Linked DNA regions of Homo sapiens: region 2 is linked to region 1. A link is an interaction called in ENCODE POLR2A ChIA-PET data of the cell type or tissue named here. Cell type or tissue: Panc1. All regions are shown on one strand. Each heading gives the region's core, and the rest is flanking DNA. Links, peaks and the distances in the headings are about the cores only.

The links. Peaks named below come from ENCODE experiments on the same cell type or tissue, not always from the same donor. Only the 100,000 strongest peaks of a DNase experiment are listed, where the experiment ranks them.
Region 2: POLR2A ChIA-PET joins it to region 1 with 11 read pairs; 2 of 35 experiments call an interaction of 5 or more read pairs at or near these places.

The regions. Positions count from the first base shown.
Region 1 is chr4:5,032,874-5,043,731 of GRCh38, forward strand. It overlaps LOC107986256 (a long non-coding RNA gene), which reads right to left and starts at 10,834. Exons shown (of 3, transcript XR_007058005.1): 1 at 10,715-10,834; 2 at 9,648-9,751; 3 at 6,749-7,190. It also overlaps a transcript of STK32B not described here. RefSeq lists enhancers at 742-791, 10,139-10,639. In Panc1, for the core only: no CTCF peak of the experiment used is centred there; a DNase peak (open chromatin) is centred at 5,398; H3K4me3 peaks cover 226 bases; H3K27ac peaks cover 3,337 bases.
Region 2 is chr4:5,080,706-5,091,563 of GRCh38, forward strand. The region is part of intron 1 of STK32B (serine/threonine kinase 32B); the gene reads left to right. Among named protein-coding and RNA genes, the nearest start is that of STK32B, 35 kb to the left of the region's middle. In Panc1, for the core only: no CTCF peak of the experiment used is centred there; no DNase peak of the experiment used is centred there.

The DNA.
Region 1 (10,858 bases), core at 2,550-7,549:
ACTCAAACCAGACAGTTGAACTCTCTGAGCTCACAGACCGGCTCTTTCCCTTCCCAGCTGTGTGACTTTATCTCATTTCTTCATCTATAAAATGGAGGCCACACTTTTACCTCTCACATGGGGCTGAGAGAGGATTAAATGGTCAATATTTCCAAAGGCCCGAGGCTACTGCTGGTGTAAGGTAAGTACTGGAGATTTGCTATTATTATTTATGTAACTTCCAGCCCCACAAACACAGTCCCCAACCACCAAACACCCCACACACTAGCCTATAAGGGCCCCAGGGTCAGCGGCCTCATGGAAGGAAGAGAACGCTGGCGGAATGAGGGAATGAATGATGCCCTTGATTGCCTTTCCACTTACAACACGGTAGGTGATACGGCGTCCACAGCTGCAGCACGGTCACCATAAACAAGCATTTCCCCAGCTGGGCCATGGCCCGTGGAAACCCTGCTTCTCCCTCCAGGTTCCTGTGGACTCCAGCTTCTGGGAAGGTAAGGCTTCCTCCCTTGGGAAGCATTTTGAGTGTTTTGGCCTGTGTCCTTTCAGGAAGCCCCGTAGCCAACACACACCCCAGGGCAGGAAGTGGGTGAGAACAACTTAGACCTTGGACAGAAAGCAATTCGGAAACTGGCTCAGCCTCTTCTCGTTGCTGGCACGGCAAGCAGTGTTAAGTGTGAGCAATTTTTTGTTTTGTTTTGAATTTGAATGGTTCCTTTTTCTCCTTCACGAGGAGGCCATGGTTTCTGAGAGTGGGGCTTGCATGTGGCAAAGAATAAGGATGGCAAGAAGGGCGGAAGCACCCCTGAGCACTGCAGCTGCTACTTCCAGTGCACTCTCTGTTTACAACCGCCCTGGGAGATGAGAAGAAAACCTCCAGATTATACTTGAAACGCTGAGGCTGGAAGAGGTAGACAAGATGTGGCGAAGTCACACAGCTGCCAACTGATGGGCTGGCCTGCTGGATCCCAGAGCCAACATTCTTTGTGGTAGGGGAGGTGTCTAAACCATCTTTTTTTGCTGGGGACATGCAAATACATGGAAACTCACAACGGCTGTGTACTTCTCACAAACTTTCAAAAGGTGTTTTGTGAATTGAGCTAAATTCACTGCTGTGCAGGAGATGTGAGGCCCTAAACATGGTATAAAATTCTGTAACGGACACTTTACAAAAGAAGAAGGAAAGGGAAAAAAGCAGATTGAGAAATGCCACATACGTTTCCAGGCGGGGACATAGATTTCATGCCGTTACACAGCTTTCCTAACTCCATTTCACCTAGCTGGAGCTTTGGACTCTTACGTAAAGTTCCTTATTCATTTGTTCAGCAGAGATTTATTAAGCAGCCACTGCGTCTCTTGCAACTACAGAATCAGTCTTTTGAAAAATGAACCAGAAAATGTATGGAAACTAATCCTGCCTTTCTCACCAAACACACTGTAGGGATAACCTCTCTCATACGTGGGCGTCAAATGTTTACAAAACTTGTGCCTTCCATCTGTCACTTTCCTGCTGGCCGCTGGGCCTCCGGACACACAGTTCCCCTGCCTGCAGCACTCCAAAAATATTCTATGCGCTCCCCTCCCTACAAATATTTGATGAAGGAATAGCAGAAAGAACACATTCTTTCCATGGTTTATATAAGCACCACACTCCTGCCAGGGCTATCTGTCTCAGCTTTTTCCTTTTCACGATGAATCGTACCACAGTTTGTGCCTGATGCTCTGCAGAAATTGATCTTAACACTTAAAAACAACTTTGCCTGTTGGGTACATGTCAGATGTTTTACAGAGTAATCTTCACATTTTCCTGCTTGAGCGATATATTCAGACATCCCCACACTCATTCAGCTGATGGGAATGTTGGTCTCAGCCCTTGAACAAATCAATCAGGTAGGCTGGAGGGGCATCCTGGATTCTTCTCCAGGCTCCATCGTCAGACACTGGTTCAAAATGAATGTTCATGGCAGCCTGGTCATAGAAGTCCTGGGGTAATGTCAGTAGCACTTGATTTACTGGGCTTTTCCCTGCTGGGATCTGCTCCCGGCCACTCCACTGGCCATCAACGACTTCCTTTGAATGGTGCTAACAATGCATTTTCACGGTTAGATGTAGATTTTGTTCTGGAGTCCCAGAAGTACCTCCCTGATGTCTGGAAACCTGTGCCCCATGGATTGGCTCCAATGGGGAGGTATTTTAGAGGAATGTGGAGCCCTGCAGGCCTTGGCTCGCTATGCTTGGTCCAGCCACTTACCAGCAACAGAACTTCAGAACCACGTTGCTTCATAGCATCATGAAGTTTTTAAGCACCACACACCTTTTCCTTTTCATTTTATCCCCAGCACCTGGCAGTGCCTGTTTCATAGTCTGCATGTACATTCATTGAAGACATGAATCTGTGAATCAACTTCTTAGCCTTATTCTCACATATTATAATGGAAAAATAATCTTTCTAGCTTGAGTAAATGATTAAGAAGATGTTTGCAACATGCTTAATTATAGAGCTCGACACATAGTAATTGCTCAGTGAGTGGGTAATGGGCTGGCATATCACACAGCAGGAGAGGCAGGAGGGATGAAAGGGGGACGATATGCTCGACTATGCCTGGCTCCTGAATATTTTGGGTGAAGACCCCCACCCACACATGTGCCTGCACCTAACCATAGGCTGCCCAAAGTGCTGCCCTGGCAGGTGAGGCACTCTGCTCTTTGTCAGAGTCAGGGATTAGGATGGAGTCGCTTCCAGATGAGGAGACGGTGGAGACTGACATTGGAGGCTGGGCGATGGACTTCCCAGCAGAGATGTGCATGCATACTCAACGAGCTGAAGGATCTTTTTAAACATTTGTATTCAAAGTCTGTACAATTAGAATGTATTTTCATCAGAAATGCAAATTAAAGGATCTGTAAATTTTTTTTTTTTTTTTTTGAGGGACGAAGTCTCGCTGTCACCCAGGCTGGAGTGCAGTGGCGCGATCTTGGCTCACTGCAACCTCTGCCTCCCGGGTTCAAGTGATTCTCCTGCCTCAGCCTCTTGAGTAGCTGGGATTACAGGCGCCCGCCACCACACCCGGCTAATTTTTGTATTTTTAGTAGAAACAGAGTTTCGCCATGTTGTTCAGGCTGGTTTTGAACTCCTGGCCTCAGGTGATCCACCGGCCTCGGCCTCCCAAAGTGCTGGGATTACAGGCGTGAGCCATCGTGCCTGGCTAAAAAAAAAACTTTAATGCTTTTTTATCTATGCTTTCAAAAAGTGTAACTTCCTTACCTTTAACAAATACCACTCCTGCCTAGCTCAAAGTTTGTGTAAAGAGAGAATAATACTATAGATGTGAAACCAATCTGAAAGCTGCTGGGTGCAGTGTGCACGGGGACTATGCTTGTTTTGTCCCCCACTGAGTACCCAGCACTGAGCATAGCCCTGACATGTAGTAGGTGCTCCGTGAATACTGGCTGGAAAAAATGCTTCAGTCATCACATTTGCACTGGAAATCATCATCCTCGACACAGCAGGCCCCTTTTGGTTCTGATTATGCAAATTGGGTCCAGGTGTCTCTCTGAAGTCAGAAAATAAACTCCACATTGCAGGCCAGAGTAGAAAATGCTGCCGTTTCTTGCTGAGTCATCAAGGAGGCCTGAGAAGTTAAGATTAGGTTCTGCCAGCAACAGTTCACATGTAGCTAGAAGGAACTAAAGCTTGTGTCACTGGTATATTGAGGCAAAAGCGTCCAAAATTCCACTTGAAACACTGTTTTATAATTACATATTAAATACCAAGGCAAGGGTGGATTTTTTTTTTTTTTTTTTTTTTTTTCGAGATGGAGTCTTGCTCTGTCATCCAGGCTGGAGTGCCGTGGCGTGATCTTGGCTCACTGCAACCTCCGCCTCCTGGGTTCAAGCAATTCTCCTGCCTCAGCCTCCCAAGTAGCTGAGATTACAGGCGCCCACCACCACACCCGGCTAATTTTTGTATTTTTAGTAGAGACGGGGTTTCACCATGTTGGCCAGGCTGGTCTTGAACTCCTGACCTCGTGATCTGCCCACCTCGGCCTCCCAAAGTGCTGGGATTATAGGCATGAGACACTGTGCCCGGCCAAGGGTGGAATTTAAAATTGCACACAACAGCTCTCTGGCAAGAGTGTGGATGCATCCTGTGGAAATTGGCATTTTTGAGGGTCTGGAGCAGGGTGTCTGAGCTATTGACCCTATTGACACTTTGGGAGGGATATTTATTTGTTGTGGGTGGCTGTCTAGTGCACTGTAGGATGCTGAGCAGCACCCCTGGTTTCTATCCACTAGGGCCAGTAGCACCACTTCACGCCATCCTAGTCACGACAATCAAAAATGTCCCCAGACATTGCCAAATGTTTCCTGGGTGGGGGATCACCCCTGTTGAGAAGTACTGGGCAACAGCAATATTTCTCATGCTAACAAATCAGCACCCATTCATTTTTATTAAGCCCCTGGTAGGCGGCAAACACTCTATTGGGTACTTTGATTCAAAGCTCACAGATAGGAAAAATGGTCCCCACTTTACAAATGAAGAAACTGAAAGAAAGTAACTTGTTCAAGTTGAGTGATTGAATAAATTAATGAATGTCTGACAGCTAGTGTGGTCTTGGTCACAACCAGCTCTTCTGGTTCCCTAGCTGGAACCCTGAGCCCTCCAGAACTGATTCACTGCTAATAAATATCAATTACTCTACAGATAAAGGAAGTGGATTTGGACTGAGGGTGCCTGGAGGACTCTGAGAAAGGGCTCTGACAAATGAACTTCCCCAAAGCAAACCCTCTTTCCCGTCTGTGTTAAAGTTGGTGAAGATAAAGATGGTTTTCTAGATAGTGGCTCTGGGGACACACTGAAGACTCAAAGATTAAAATGTCACCATGTTTCAGCCTGTTTCAGCTTCTACTCAGCTATGACACTGCTTTTATTTACCACTGCACTGTTTTCTTCATTGGGCTGTGAGGGTGGGCATGGGGACCTGTTATTCATTTCTGTTCCTGCTGGTGCCTGGCATGTAATGGGCACATGTTTTTTGGGTGAATGAATGGATAACTGAAGGGACGGAAGGGGGAGGGAGTGTGTGTTACCTCTCTTTGCTCCCTCTAAGACCTCCCCACCCGTCCATCCTTGCTTTGCCAGACCCTTGGCTAAGAAAATGCCAGCCAACACTGTGTTCTCAAGTGACTCTCAGTTCTTAGAAACAAAATGATGGAATTTCAGTATTGGAAAAATGCTTAGACATGACCTCATCCCTACCCAAGCTGGTTCATGAATCATCCCCATAAAATTCCTGGCATGCCAATTAAAACCATTCAGCTGTTCATTCATTCTTTCATTTTGCTGAACATTTGTTAGGTACCTATATCGTTCTGGAGGCAAGGAAGGATGACGATGACAATGATGACCTTGGCCTCAACGAGTCTGCATTTGTTTAGATATGGATTAAGCTGATGAACCAAAGGAATCCCCAAATTCAAAACATAGTCATGCATTGCTTAATGACGGGGATACATTCTGAGAAACGTGTGTTGGGCAATTTCAGCATTGTGCAAACATTGCTGCACAAATCATAGAGAATACTTACACAGCCCTAGGTGGTGAAGCCTACTATATGCCTAGGCTGCATGGTCTAGCCTACTGCTACTAGGCTACAAACCTGTGCAGCATGCTACTGTACTGAACACCATAGGCAACTGTAACACAATGCATTTGTTAACACAAAGTATTCGTGTATCTAAATCTATCTAAATACAGAAAAGGGACTATAAAAATAAGGTATAAAATAAACAATAATAAACTTGGATAGGGTACTTACAATGAATGGAGCTTGCAGGACTGGAGAGTTGCTCTGGATGAGTGAGTAGCTGGTGAGTGAATGGGAAGGCCTAGGACATGACTGTATTATACTTTAGATTTCAGAAACTCTGTACACTTTGGCTACACTCAATTTATAAAAACATATTTTATTTCTTTAATAATAAATTAGCCTTAACTTACTATAACTTTTTTTACTTTATGAACTTTTTAATATTTTTAAACTTTTTGACTCTTTTGTAATAACATAGCATAAAACACAAACATACTGTACAGCTATACAAAATTTCTTTCTTTTTTTTTTTTTTTTTTTGAGATGGGATCTTACTCTTTTGCCCAGGTTGGAGTGCAGTGGCATGATCATAGCCCACAGCAGTCTCCAACTCCTGGGCTCAAGTAATCTTCCCACTTCAGCCTTCTGAATAGCTGGGATGGCAGGCATATGCCATCATGCCCAGATATATATATATTTTTTGTATTTTTGGTAGAGATGGGGTCTTGCTATGTCGCTCAGGCTGGTCTTAAACTCCCAGACTCAAGTGATCCTTCTGTGTACCTCAGCCTTCCAAAGTGTTGGGATTACAGGCACGAGGCACCACACTTGGCCACTTTCTGTCTTTATAACCTGAATCTATAAGCGTTTTTCTACTTAAAAATTTCTTTAGAACTTTGTGTTAAAAACTAAGACACAAATACGCACATTAGCCTAGGTCTCACAGGGTCGGGATCATCAATTTCTGCTTCCACATCTTGCTCACTGGACAGTCTTAGGGGCAGTGACATGCATGGAGCTGTCATCTCCTAGGATAACAATGCCTTCTTCTAGAATCCCTCCTGGGGGACCTGCCTGAGGCTGCTTCATAACTAACTTTTTTCTGCATAAATAGGAGGCACACATTTTAAAATAATGATAAAAGTATAGTAAGTACATAAACTTTTAACATAGTCATTTATTATCATTATCAGGTGTTATGTACTGTATGTAATTCTATGTGCTAAATTCTATGATTGACAGTGCAAGGAGGTGTGTTTACACCAGTACCACTGCAAACACGTGAGGAATGCATTGTGCTACGAAGTCATGATGGCTGCCATGTCACCAGGAAATAGGAATGTTGAGCTCTGTGATAATCTTATTGTACATGTGGTCCATTGCTGCCCAAAATGTCATGATGCTGCACACGACTGTTAAGTGGTATCACCAAGACAGTGTCTATCCTCTCTTAACAGTCCAGAGGCAGTAGGCGGTCCAGGTCAGGTAGGCCATTCTGCTACATGAGGACGTCCCACACCACGGCTACTTCCTTGTGGTTGCTCTGCTACTCCCTGGAGTGCCGTCCTCCCCAGCAGGTCTTCAGGTGGTCATCACAGCCTGCAGGAGTGGTAGGAGATGCGGTCGGTGCATGTGTCATTTCTCACATCCTGTTGGCTGGAACTTAATTCCATGGCCACTCCCACCTGCAAAGGCAATTGGAACACCTAGTCCCTAGCCCAGTGGCCATGTGCTCAGCTAACACTGGAGGTGTATGTTCTATTTGTAAAAAGAAAGAAGGGGTAAGTGGATACCATGAACAAGTAGGTGTCTCTGCCACACTGCCCAACTCCTTCATTTTTTTCAGTTTACAGATGGGGAAAATGAGGCCTATAGAAGGGAAGTGACTTCTCTCAGTGCACATGATGAGGCAGTGGCAGTAGAATTTTTTTTTTTTTTTTTTTTTTTTGAGACGAAGTCTCGCTGTGTCGCCAGGCTGGAGAGCAGTGGCACGATCTTGGCTCACTGCAACCTCCGCCTCCTGGGTTCAAGCAATTCTCCTACCTCAGCTTCCCGAGTAGCTGGGATTACAGATGAGTGCCACCATGCCCAGCTAATTTTTGTATTTTTAGTAGAGACAGGGTTTCACCATGTTGGCCAAGATGGTCTCAATCGCTTGACCTCGTAATCTGCCCTCCTTGGCCTCTGAAAGTGCTGGGATTACAGGTGCCACTGCGCCCGGCCAAGCAGTAGAACTTTTAAGGCCTGTCTCCTGCCCTGTAGGCCACACACTGGCTACCTCAATATAGTCAGATGTTGCTTCACCATGGGACATGGTCTGAGATATGCGTTGTCACCACATGCCAAGATGGTACAGTTGACTACATGCCCAGGCTATGTGGTGTAGCCAATAGCTCCTAGGCTACAAACCTGTGCAGCATGAATACCCTAGGCAACTGTAACACATTGGCAAGTATTTGTGTATGCATACACAGAAAAGGTGCAGAAAAATACAGTAGTCTCATCTCATGGGGCCACTGTTGGGTGTGCGGCCCATCCTTGATGGAGACATCGTTATGTGTCATGTGACTGTGTCTAGTGCCTTTTAGTAAGTCATTGTTATCACTTCTGCTACGTATGGTTCCTGCTTTCTGAAAGAGGAGTCTCTTCTCGTTGATAGAAACGATTCTTTACATCACTGCTTCTGAGTCCTTTTCTTCAGGGAAATGGGTGGGTTCATGGAGCCTTTTAAAGAGCTGTGACAGATTTTGACTCTCTTCCTATAAAAATAACCAAATATGTGCAAGCAGACAACACACGCACACACACACAAGTTCAAGTACAGTTTCAGAGTGTTCATGACGACTCCCTTAAGCCCCTAAGAATCCCTATAAACCCAGGCAAGAATACAATGAAATACATTGCACAGATGTTGCGTTTGGCAGCTACGGAGCCTTCCTTCTGACCCAGCCTGGTTCACAGTACAGCTAGAATTCTCCACAGACACTTAATTTGAGGTCACCATGGAGCTACTATGCAAATTATTTTAATGTAAGAACAAGAAGCTCAGAATTGCTGGGCTACCAAGTTCCCAACTATGAAAATGCCTCTAGGGAAGTTTTATAATGCCAAGAAATGCAGACACTCTACATTAGTAGCAATTTATGGACCCCTATTTTGAGTGAGCACTCAACGCACACACACGCACACATAAAGACTCTTAACAATAAAAGACTGCTCTTGAAGTTATTATTTTTAAGTCATTATGGATAATTCGCTATCTGAGTGAGATGACTTTCAACAACAGAACTGGATGTGCAAACTATTTCTTATCTTGGTGTGCCACAAAACAGCCTTTATCTTTTTTTTTTTCTTTACAATGCACAATGCTGCCAAACAGAACATATTGAAATTGAGTGCAAGCAGACGGTATTTACTCTAAGCAAACCAGACTCAAGTTTTAAATAAAATAGGCTTAACATAAACGATAACAAAATCTGATATAGCAGACTCTACAAAATGGCTTGGCACAGAAGACGCCCTGCTCCAGGGAATCACATTAGCTTCTACAGCGTGATCGTGTTACATAAAATTAAATGTTACGGCTTTAGGGTTTATGGCTCCAAATGCAAGTATGGTGATTACTTGATTGTGTTCTCAGCAAGAGGAATAGCAGCCACAAGACTCTACTCATGTACATGTAAGTCAGAAAAAGAATCCCAGTTCATATTTCTGTGCCTACATTTGGGATTTGAGAAGTAACAAGAGTCATGTGCTCAACCCCTTGTTAGAGCCACAGGAGAAGTTCTAAACCATAATTTCCATGATCTCTCCATAGTCTACGTTCTGGGAAAGCCAAGCAGACTCAGCACATATAAGTAGTTGGTTTATATTTTATTGTTTTGCACATAATTAGAAGAACTTTATAAAACTTCATCCATCTGTGAGCCAGGCAAGAGGGCAAGACCTGGAGCTGACTTCATCTGGAGCACAGCTGACCCCCAAGTTCCGCCATTCTCTCTTGAGGAGACTGGATGACACTTAACATAGTGTAGGAAGTAGAAGGAATGTACTTACTTCAAAATAATTCTTCCAGACCGTGTCAGTGTTAGGTGACCAATTCCTTCAGCCATGAAGAGCCATGGCTCGCATTTCTCGGGGCTTGCACCCTCAGCTGTCTGCTAAGGAGACCAAAGGGGAGCGAGGTAGAGTTTCACTTGTCATCCTTTGCATACCTGGAGGCTTCCTGATTGAAAATGAACCTTGCAGGGGAATGGGAGGAAGTCCAGTTTAGGGTGGCCAGGTTAAATGCATGATCCCGTCCCTGACAAAAAGCAATAGAGTAGCCAATAGCTCCTAGGCTACAAACCTGTGCAGCAGGGGCCGGGCGCGGTGGCTCACGCCTGTAATCCCAGCACTTTGGGAGGCCGAGGCGGGTGGATCATGAGGTCAGGAGATCGAGACCATCCTGGCTAACAAGGTGAAACCCCGTCTCTACTAAAAATACAAAAAATTAGCCGGGCGCGGTGGCGGGCGCCTGTAGTCCCAGCTACTCGGGAGGCTGAGGCAGGAGAATGGCGTGAACCCGGGAAGCGGAGCTTGCAGTGAGCCGAGATTGCGCCACTGCAGTCCGCAGTCCGGCCTGGGCGACAGAGCGAGACTCCGTCTCAAAAAAAAAAAAAAAAAAAAAAAACCTGTGCAGCATGAATACCCTAGGCAGTACCTGAGTCTTCACTCAGATACCAGGAGGAGAAAGGAGCTCTTTTCTGTTTTCTTTTAGTAGCAGGCTTTCGATTCCAAATGTTCATTGAGTCTCCCTTGTCTCAATCCTTTCCAATAATACCTGGAAAATTTCTTTCTGTGGATATTAGAGCTCTACTTGCAAGAGTTAAGAACTGGACTCTCTATTTGGAATGACAATGCATACATTTACTTAGTTTTCAAGCATATTTATTATGTATTATTCTGAACTGTGCATATAGTTTTGCTTATATCTCTCATAAATCTAGCTATATGTCTCATAGTCCTTGCAACAAATAATTCCTTTATATAGGACTGGACACCCAGAACACCTGTAAAGCTCCTGCTCTGCTTCCATGATATCTTAGCAGCCTGCTCTCTTAGGAGGTGGTGCATATACTTACTCCAGGCCAGGAGGGCCGTTTTGCTACATGAGGTTGTCCCAGACCATGGCTACTTCCATCTGGTTCCTCTGCTACTCCTCGGAGTGCTGTCCTCTCCAGCAGGGCTTCAGGTGGGCATCACAGCCTACAGGGGCGGAAGGAGAA
Region 2 (10,858 bases), core at 3,961-8,960, 49 kb after region 1:
AATATACATACACATTGTGAAATGATTATCATAATCATATTAATTAACATATATATCGCCTTACATAGTTACCTTTTTTGTGTATATGGTGGGAAAACTTGAGATCTACTCACTTAGCAAATTTCAAGCCTACAATACATTATTAGTAACTCTAGTAACTCTAGTCACCATGCTGTACCATTAGGTCTCCAGAACGATTTGATTTTATATGGGAAAGTCTGTACCTTTTAGCCAACAGCTCCCTATATTCCCCAGCCCCCAACCCGTCTTGACTACAATCCTACTGTCTGTTTTTGTGAGTTTGGCTTTTTTTAGAGATCACATATAAGTGAGATCATGGAGTATTTGTCTTTCTGTGTCTGGCTTACTGCATTTAGCATAATGTCCATCAGTTTCATTCATGTTGTAGCAAATGGCAATATTTCCTTCTTTTTGTTTTTTAAAGGCTGAATAGTATTTAGGGCTGACTAATACGTTTAATATATATATACATACCAAATTTACTTCATTCATTTTTCCATCAACAGACACATAAGTTGGAGTTCCCTATGTGTAGTGAGTATCTTTTCTCTTGATGCTTTCAAAATTATCTCTTTGTCTTTTATTTTTAATAGTTTGATTGCAATGTGTTTTTGTAAAATCTTGTCTGGGTTCAACTACTTGAAACCTTTAAGCTTCATGTATCTGGATGTCCGTATATCTCCGCATATTTGGAGTGTTTTCAAGCCATTATTTCTTTAAATGAGATTTCTGGCCTTTTCTCTCTCCTTTTTCATCCTGGTATTCCCATATTCCCATAGTCCATCTATTATTTCTGTTGGTGCTTTCCAATACATTCTTTAGGCTTTCTTTATTCCTTTTCATTCTTTTTTTTCTTTTTTCTCCTCTGAATGGATAATTTCAAAAGACCTTTCATCTAGCTCAAAGATTCTTTATTCTTCTTGATCAAGTTAGCTGTTGCTGTTGTCTGTTGTGTTTTTCATTTCGTTCATCATATTCTTCAGTTTCAGAATTCTTCTTTTAAAATATTCTTTCCATCTCTTTGTTAAACTTCTAGTTTTTGTTCATGTATTGTTTTCCTGACGTCATTGAGTTTTCTGTGTTCTCCTATACCTCACTGAGCTTCTTTAAAAACTATTATTTTGAAATCTTTGTCAGACAATGTATGTATCTTCATTTCTTTGGGGTTGGTTAATGGAAAATTATTGTGCTTCTTTGGAAGAATTGTGTTTTCTTAAATTTGTTTGTTTGTTTGTTTCTGGCACCCTTGCCTTTCTGTCTTTGCATTTGAAAAAGCAGTCCCCCCCAGTTTTTAATGTCTCATTTTAGCAGATAAACACCTGTACTAGTCAGCCCAGCTAGGATTTTTTAGGCTTTCTTAGACCTCTTATACAGGTCTGCCTGCTCTACATCTTTTTTTTTTCTCCCTTGGAGGGATTTCTTAAGATTGTGTTCTTAATCCTGCAGATTCAGGCCAGGTACTGAGAGCCTCCCATTTGTTGTCCCGAAGGAGGTATCCTGAAATTCTCAAGTTTTTGTGACTTTTCCCAATCCTACAGAGTCAGGTCAGCTGTCTACATGTGCTCATGAGTCTTCTGCAGAGGTTCACACTTGCACAAGTCCATGGAGGTGCATCCAGGTGGCCAACTTCAGGGCAGGGAGAGAGGGATGAGGCAGATGGAGCATTGTAGGTACCCATGTGCTAATTGAGGAATCCATAGGTGAAGTATTCCAAACAGCCTGTGAGAAGACTTTTTGATGAAGTCTGTGAAGCAGTTAGAAGGAATTGCAGTCCTTTGTTGAGGAGAGAGCCCTGTTGTCATGGGGATTTTTGTCTATCTGATTCACTCCTATATCCGTATCTATTGCCTGCTGGAAATGTAATGACAACTCTAACTTTTTGACAATGAATGAATACATGTGCATTTCCTTTTCAGGGCATTGTCTGCCCAGGTTCTTTGTGGTTTTTTGTTTGGAATACTGATTAAATTTTTTTCTATCATGAAAGTAGTACATGTTCGTAGTAAAAAAAAAAAAATTGGAAAATGTCCAGAAATCACAAAGTTAAAAAACTCCACTACTCTGGTCTTAACTTTGAGTGAGAACCAATGTTAAATTTTGCTTTATTTCCCAGGAAGATTTTTTTTCTCTCCTATGCATAGATATTTTGAAAATGTGTTCATTGTGCAATACAATTCACTTTCCACTTTCCAACTTTCCATTGATTGGTATTTTCCACAAACAATAGCAATTTTTACATAATGTTTTGGTGATTTCAAAATATTACAATAAACGAACACTTTATTTTACCTAGTTTTTGTTGTTGGCTTTGTTATTTCCATTTTATTTGCCACTGTAAGTAGTGTGATGAACATTCTAGTGCATATCACTGTCTCTGTCTTTCAGATAATTTTCTTTAACTTGATTTTCTAAAGTAGAAAATGATTACGAGCAGTTTTAAGGCTCTAACTTTTTTTTCAACTTTAAGACTTTGTTTGGATAGACCTTGGGATGACTAAAATTTAGCTTTAGTTAATAGTTCCTTTTCAAAATAGATTTAGAAATCTATATCCTCTTTGGTTCATGTTGTTTGGGAGATATTTTCATTTTGGTTTATGGAGTGTGTTGAACAAAGTCCACTTGATTGTGGAAGGAAACAGGCTCTTGACTGAGTTGTATTTTCATCTTTGGCTCATTCACATGTTTCTGAAAGACCTTGGGCAAGTTACTCAACTTTTGAGCCTAATTTTCTGAATGTGTCACTTGTTTATAATTACGTCTGCTTTGTTGTAAGGGTTAAATCAGATGGACTTCATATAGCCCCTTACACAGAGACTGGCAAATAGTACATGCTCAATAAATGGACATGGACATTACTGCTATTTTAAACTATTAAAGGCTAGAATTATTCCCAGTATTCAGTATGTACATAAGTAATAATTGGGCCACTGTTTATTCATCTGTGTTTAAATGACAAAAGGAAGAGATAGTATCTATTTTGCTTCCTTAGATATAGACTGCTCTTCTGTTACCTATTTTTTTTTTTTTTGAGACAGAGTCTCACTCTCTTGCCCAGGCTGGAGTGCAGTGGCACAATCTCGGCTCACTGCAACCTCCAACTCCTGGGTTCAAGCAATTGTGCTGCGTTGGCCTCCCAAGTACTGAGGTTAAAAGCACCCGCCACCACATCTGGCTAATTTTTGTATTTTTAGTAGAGATAGGGTTTTTACCTTGTTGGCCAGGCTAGTCTTGAACTCCTGACCTCAGGTGATCCACTGGCCTCAGCCTTGCAATGTGCTGAGATTGCAGGCGTGAGCCACCATGCCCAGTCTGTTACCTGATTTGTTATACTTTCTATGTCTGTTTCTCTCTGCAACACTACTTTTCAGTAATTGCTGTCCCTCCAATCTCTGTATTTAAATCCTGGTAGTTTTCTTGGATAGCTCATATTTTAGATATAATTTGCTTTGGTGAATTAGTGAATGTCTTCAATATTTCCACAAACCTCTCTGTATCATATTTACCCCATTTTGACTTCACTTCTTTGTATTGGAGAACTGGCTGCCACATGTAGCCTTGTCGACTGGCATCTCTGTGTGTGTTTTGCTGAGCGCCTTCTGCCAAACTTCTGTATTACAAAAGACAACAGCATTATTTACAACAGTGAAAGATGGTTAATAACCTAGATAGTTAACATGAGTGGAAATATTCAGTAAATTATGATAATTCCCTAAAATGGAATATTTTGAAGACATGAAAAAAATGATATTTATGAAGAATTTGTAATGGTGATAAAATGATTATAATAAAAATATTTATGGCAGGATTCCAAGTATGGAAAGAAAATAAGATCTTCAGAATGCTTGAGTTAGCTAACAGAAACTGGCTCTGAATGCAAGGTTTTCAGATTTTTATTTTGTATTTCTTTAAATATTTTTGTTTTCAAATATTTCTGTGCTAAGAACAATTTTCTTTCTTTGTTGGAAAAAGTAACTTCTGTAAAAAATTGAGGAAAGCAAATCTGTAAGATGAACTTAGTCCACTTAGTTTTTGTATGGTTTCATAAATTAAAATTATATTTTTAAACTGTCTCAGAGTGGAACTGTTTTTTAAAGACAACCTTTAATGCTTATGCCAGAGGAGACACTAAAATATAGAAGCTCCTTTGTAATGATAATCTGTAGGTTGAACAACAACTCCATGCCCCATTTTTCAATCAATATTTAATGTAGCAAGGGCCTCTGGCATGATTCATGACAGTAAAAGTGTCGAGAAAAGCACAAATCAGTTCCCCAGTTATTAACTGTGCTTTAACTCAGCATTTTCCAGAATGTACTCTGAGACACATTAACTTTCAAGATTCTCTGAACAAATGTTTCTGTGGTCAAATTAAGTTAGGGAAATCCTGCAGTATGGTTTACAGGACAGCCTGGAAGCTAATTGATTAAATTTCTGACTCTGGAAATTACTCGTTGGAAATTTTTACTTAAAATTTCTATGCTTCCGTTTCTTTGTGTATAAAATAGGAAATATGTTGTGTGGTGGTATGAATAACAAATGACATAATAAATGTAAAATGTCTGGCACAGTGCCTGACCCACAATTATCTACTGTAATTATTTTTATACTCTTTCCTCTTCTTGAAGCTGAATAGGATTGACAATATAGCATATTAAGGATTCTGATAAATTGTGCAGTAAGGAGACATGTTTAACTTTATTTAAGGTTAATGTCACAAACATTTCACCATGGGATGCTGTAATGGTTACTTCCCCCATGGAACTGGTGTTCTAGAAAACACACATTGGAAGCATGGCTCCGGATAGTTCTAAGGAAGCACCCTGTAACATGCAGGTGCATTCTCTACTATGTTCAAAACAAACACCAACAGGCCATTAGTGAAAATGGCCGAGTAAGGAACTCTGAAATTCCATAGTTTCATAAAAGCAATAAAAAAGCATTGATAAAATTGTTAGAAGTAACTTTTTTGGAACTCTGGAGATTAACCAAAGGCTTAGACAACCCAAGAGGCACTTATTCAAGAACAGCAGCTGAACTTTGTTGAGAACAGTAAGCTTTGTGGTATTTTAACTTACCCTAGTCTCATTCCCCATTTACTATCTCAGCGATAGCCTTGAAAATAACAACCCATGTGCCTTGTACCAGAGAGAGCAGAAGAGACCTTTTTCATACAGAATTATAATTACTCGGTATGTTTGTTGGCTTTCCGGAAGAAGACTAGCTGGAAAGGCTTTTCTTTATTTTACTCAACTTGGAACTTTCCCAGTGCTACTTGGGAGGAGAAGGGTAATTGTCTAAAACATTTACAGGAAAATGTTCCAGTCACTGCTGCGTGAAGTGATAGATAATAGTTGGTGCAAACAATAGACTAAAAAGCTTTAGAAGAAATGCTGGGAAATAGGGCTCAAAAGCTTCTGTCTATTTCTGGGAATCTATAGGTTCATGTGCATGCCCAGGCTTGTGCACCTGCCTCGAGAAAGACTTGAGGAAGCCCCAGACTTTCACCTCTGCCTAACCTTGAGGGTCTGTGCTAGCAGGAAGTGAAGGCTAAGGCAGAGCTGTCAACTATCTGGCTGAGTGTTGAGGGTGTGCTCTAACAAACACAAAGCTCTTCTGCAAATGATGGAAGATTTCTTGGTTCTAAGAGTTTAAGGAAATCTCTTTATAGTCGTTAGATGACCACTAAGCTAATGGAACAGAAATAAAAGAATGAAGAGAAATGAACAAAGTCTTAGAGACACATGAGGTGCCATCAAGTGTAGCAACCATAATGGCAACCCCAGAAGTAGAAGAAAAAGAGAAAAGAGAAGAAATAATATTTGAAGATAATAATGGTAAAAAGTAATCCAAATGTGACAAAAAACAATAAGCTACACTTCCAAGAAGCTCAGTGAATCCCTAGTAAGATAAACTAAAAAAGAACCACACCGAGATTAATTAAACTGTCACAGTTAAACACAGAATTTTGAAAGCAGCAAGGGAGAAGTGACTCATCAGGTGTAGTAAGATTAACAGCTGATTTCCCATCAAACTCTGTGGAGGCCAGAAGGCAGTGAGATGACATACTCAAAGTGCTGAAAAAATCTACTGTCAATCAAGAATTGTATATCTGAAAAACTATCTTTAAAAATGAAGAAGAAATTAAGACATTTCCAGATAAACAAAAATTGAGTTTGTCACTAGTAGACTTGTCCTGCAACAGATAGTAAAGAGAGTCATTCAGAAATGAAATGTAAGGATAGTATAGAGTAACTCAAAGCTGCATGAAGAAATTAAGAACACCAGTAAAGTTAACTACATGGATAAATGAGACACAGCATAAATGTATTTTTGTTTGCAATTCTTTTTATTCCATGTGTTTTAAAAATTGTATAAAGTTATTAAATCTATATAGATAGGCACATAATAAAGCTATAATATGTGGTAAAAACAGCATAAAGGGGATGAATGAAGAGATATGACAGCATAGATTTTGTATATATTTGAAATTAAGTAGTATTAATAGAAACTGGATTATTATAAATTGAGATGCTAATTATAATACCCAGGGCAATCACTACAAAAAATAATAATGTATATAGAGAGAAACCAAAAAGAAATTACTAATGGTACACTATAGAACATCTATTTAACAAAAAGAAGGCAGTAATAGAGGAATTGACAAATAAAAAGCTATGACTTATAGAAAGCAAATAAAATAGCAAAAATAAATTCTTCCTTAACAGTAGTTATATTAAATGTAAATGGATTAAACTCTCCAATTAAAAGATAGATATTGGCAGAATGGATAAAAAACAGCTATATGCTATCTAGAAGAAACTCATTTTAAATTCCAAGGGACAAATAATTTGATAGATAGATAGATAAATGATAGAAAAAGATATTCCATGCAATAATAAACAAAATAGAAGCAGAGTGGCTAGACTAATATCAAACATAATAGACTTTAAGAAAAAATAATTACTAGAGTAAATAAGGATATTATATAATAATAAAAAGGTCAACCCACCAAGAGGACATAATAATTACAAATATTTATGGATCTCATAATATAGCCCCAAGACGTATGAAGCAAAAAGCGGCAGAATTGAGGGTGGAAATGAACATGTGAACAATAATAGTTGGAGACTTAAATACTCTACTTTCAAAAATGAAAAGAGCAACTAGACAGAATATCATCAAAGAAATCAAAGACTTGAACAATATAAATGAACTATAACTGATGGACATGTATATAACAGTCCACCTAACAACAGCAAAATGCACATTCTACTTAAGTGCTCATGAAACATTTTCCAAGATAGACCAAATGTTTGACCATAAAACAGTCTCAATAAGTTTAAAAATATTTAAATTATACAATGTATGCCTGTGATCGCAACAGAAAAAAGCTAGGAATCAATAATAAAAGGAAAGCTGGAAGATTCACCAATATGTGGAAATTAAACAGCACATTCCTAAATAACCAAAACTAGAAAATAGTTTGAGGTGAATAAAAATGAAAACACAGCATATCAAAACTCATGGTATGCATATATCATAGATTTGTGGGATCTAAAAATCAAAACAATTGAACTCATGGACATAGAGAGTAGAAGGATGGTTACCAGAGGATAATTAATGGGTACAAAAAATAGTTAAAAAGAATGAATGAGGCCTACTATTTGACAGCACAACAGGGTGACTGTAATCAATAATAATTATATGTTTTAAAATAACTAAAAGAATATAATTGGATTTTTAGTAACTCAAAGGATAAATACTTGAGAGGTTGGATATCCCATTCTCCATGATGTGATTATTAATACCTAGTATTTGATCGTACAATAGGATGAGTGCAGTCAAAATAATTTAACCATACATTTTAAAATAACTAAAATAGTATAATTGGATTGTTTGTAACACAAAGGATAACTGTTTGAGAGATGGATACTTCAGTTTCCATGATGTGATTATTATGCATTGCAGCCTGTATCAAGACATCTCATGGATCCCATAAACACATACACCTACTATGTACCCATAAAAATTAAAAGTTATAAAAAACCTTTATGGTATGCAGTGAAAGCAGTGCTCAGAGGGAAATTTATAGTTGAATGTTTACATTAAAAAGACAAGGAAGATCTCAAATCAATAACCTAATCTTTCACTTTAAGAATCTAGACAAAGAAGAACAAACTAAATCCAACACAAGCAGAAGAAAGGAAATGCTACGAATTAGAATGGAAATAAAGGAACTAGAGAAGGTTAAAACATTGAGACAATCAAAAAAGCCAAAAATTTGCTCTTGGAAGAGGTCTACAAAATTGTCAAGCCTTTTACCTAGACTGATTGAGAAAGAAAGATGACTGAAAGTACTAAAATTAGGAATAAAAGTGGGGACATTTCTACTAACCTTACAGAAATAAAAAGGATTGTAAGAGAATATTATGAATAATTGTATGCCAATAAATTAGATAACCAAGATCTAATAGACAAATTTCTTTTTTTTCTTTATTCTAAAAAAAAAACAGGGATACACATGCAGAACATGCAGGTTTGTCACATACGTATACCTGTGCCATGGTGGTTTGCTGCACCTATTGACCCATCCTCTAAGTTCCCTCTCCTCAACCCCATCCCACAACAGGCCCTGGTGTGTGTTGTTCCCTTCTCTGTGTCCATATATTCTCATTGTTCAACTCCCACTTGTGAGTGAGATTATGCGGTGTTTGATTTTCTGTTCTTCTGTTAGTTTGCTGAGGATGATGGCTTCTAGCTTCATCCATGTCCCTGCAAAGGACATGATCTCATTCTTTTTTATGTCTGCCTAGTATTTCATGGTGTATATGTGCCACATTTTCTTTATCCAGTCTATCATTGATGGGCATTTGGGTTGGTTCCATGTCTTTGGTATTGTAGCTAGTGTGTATGTATGTAGTATGTAGCAATAAACCTAGGTGTGCATGTGTCTTTATAGTACAATGATTTATATTCCTTTGAGTATATACCTAGTAATGGGATTGCTGGGTCAAATGGTATTTTTGGTTCCAGATCCCTAAGGAATCACAATACTGTCTTCTACCATGGTTGAACTAATTTGCATTCCCACCAACAGTGTAAAAGCGTTCGTATTTCTCCACAACCTCATCTATTTCTCCACAGCATCTATTGTTTCCTGACTTTTTAATAATCACCATTCTGACTGGCGTGAGATGGTATCTCATTGTGGTTTCGATTTGCATTTCTGTGATGATCAGTGATGTTGAGCTTTTTTTCATATGTTTGGTGGCTGCGTAAATGTTTTCTTTTGAGAAGTGTCTGTTCATGTCTTTTGCCCACTTTTTGATGGGGTTGTTTTTTCTTGTAAATATGTTTAAGTTCCTTGTAAATTCTGGGTATTAGACCTTTGTCAGATAGGGAGATTGCAAAAATTTTCTTCCATTCTATAGGTTGCCTGTTCACTCTGATGCTAGTTTCTTTTGCTGTGCAGAAGCTCTTTAGTTTAATTAGATCCCATTTGTCAATTTTGGCTTTTGTTGCAATTGCTTTTGGTATTTTCATCATGAAGTCTTTGCCCATGACTGTGTCCTGAATAGTATTCCCTAGGTTTTCTTCCAGGGCTTTAATGGTTTTGGGTTTTACATTTAAGTCTTTAATCCATCTTTTTTTTTTTTTTTTTTTTTTCGAGACAGAGTCTCGCTCTGTCACCCAGGCTAGAGTGCAGTGGCACAATCTTGGCTCACTGCAAACTCTGCCTCCCAGGTTCACGCCGTTCTCCTGCCTCAGCCTCCTGAGTAGCTGGGACTACAGGTGCCTGACTAATTTTTTGTATTTTTAGTAGAGACGGGGTTTCACTGTGTTAGCCAGGATGGTCTCGATCTCCTGACCTCGTGATCCACCCTCCTTGGCCTCCCAAAGTGCTGGGATTACAGGCATGAGCTACTACTCCTGGCCTTTAATCCATCTTGAGTTAATTTTTGTATAAGGTGTAAGGAAGGGGTCCAGTTTCCAATTTTCTGCATATGGCTAGCCACTTTTCCAAGCACCATTTGCTGAACAGGAGATCCTTTCCCCATTGCTTGTTTTTGTCCAGTTTGTGGAAGATCAGATGGTTGTAGATGTGTGGTGTTATTTCTGAAGTCTGTGTTCTGCTCTATTGGTCTATATGAAATGGACAAATTTCTAGAAACACAAACACTGCCAAAACTTATTTAAGGACAAATAGAAAATCTAGATAGACTTATAACAAGTAAAAAGATTTTGATAATTTTAGAACTTTTAACAAAGAAAAATTCAGGACCATATAGTTTCATGGGTAAATTCTACAAACATTTAAATGAAAATTAACACCAATCGTTCTCAAATTCGTTGAAAAATATAAAAGGAGGAAACACTTCCTAACTTATTCTGTGATGCCAGTATTACCCTGATATCAATGCCAGATTTCACCTTGGGCAAGTGCTTCTTACTGTTGACTTCAAAAACACAGTAACAAAAAAGTAAAAATAAAAAATATAAATTAGATTTCATCAAAATTAAATATTTTTATGCATCGAAGGACACTATCAAGAAAAGGTAAAAACAACCCACAGAATGGGAGAAGTGATGTAAAAATCATATATTTGATAAGGACCTAATAAACAGAATGCATAAAGAACTCTAAAATTCAACAATAAAAAGACAACCCAATTTTAAAATGAAAAAAGGATTTGAATAAATGTTTCTCAAAAGAATATATACAAATGATCAATAAACACATGAAAAGATGCTCAACATTATTAGTATTTACAAAAATGTAAATCAAACCCACAATGATACACTACTTCATACTCAATAGGATGGAATAATAAAACAG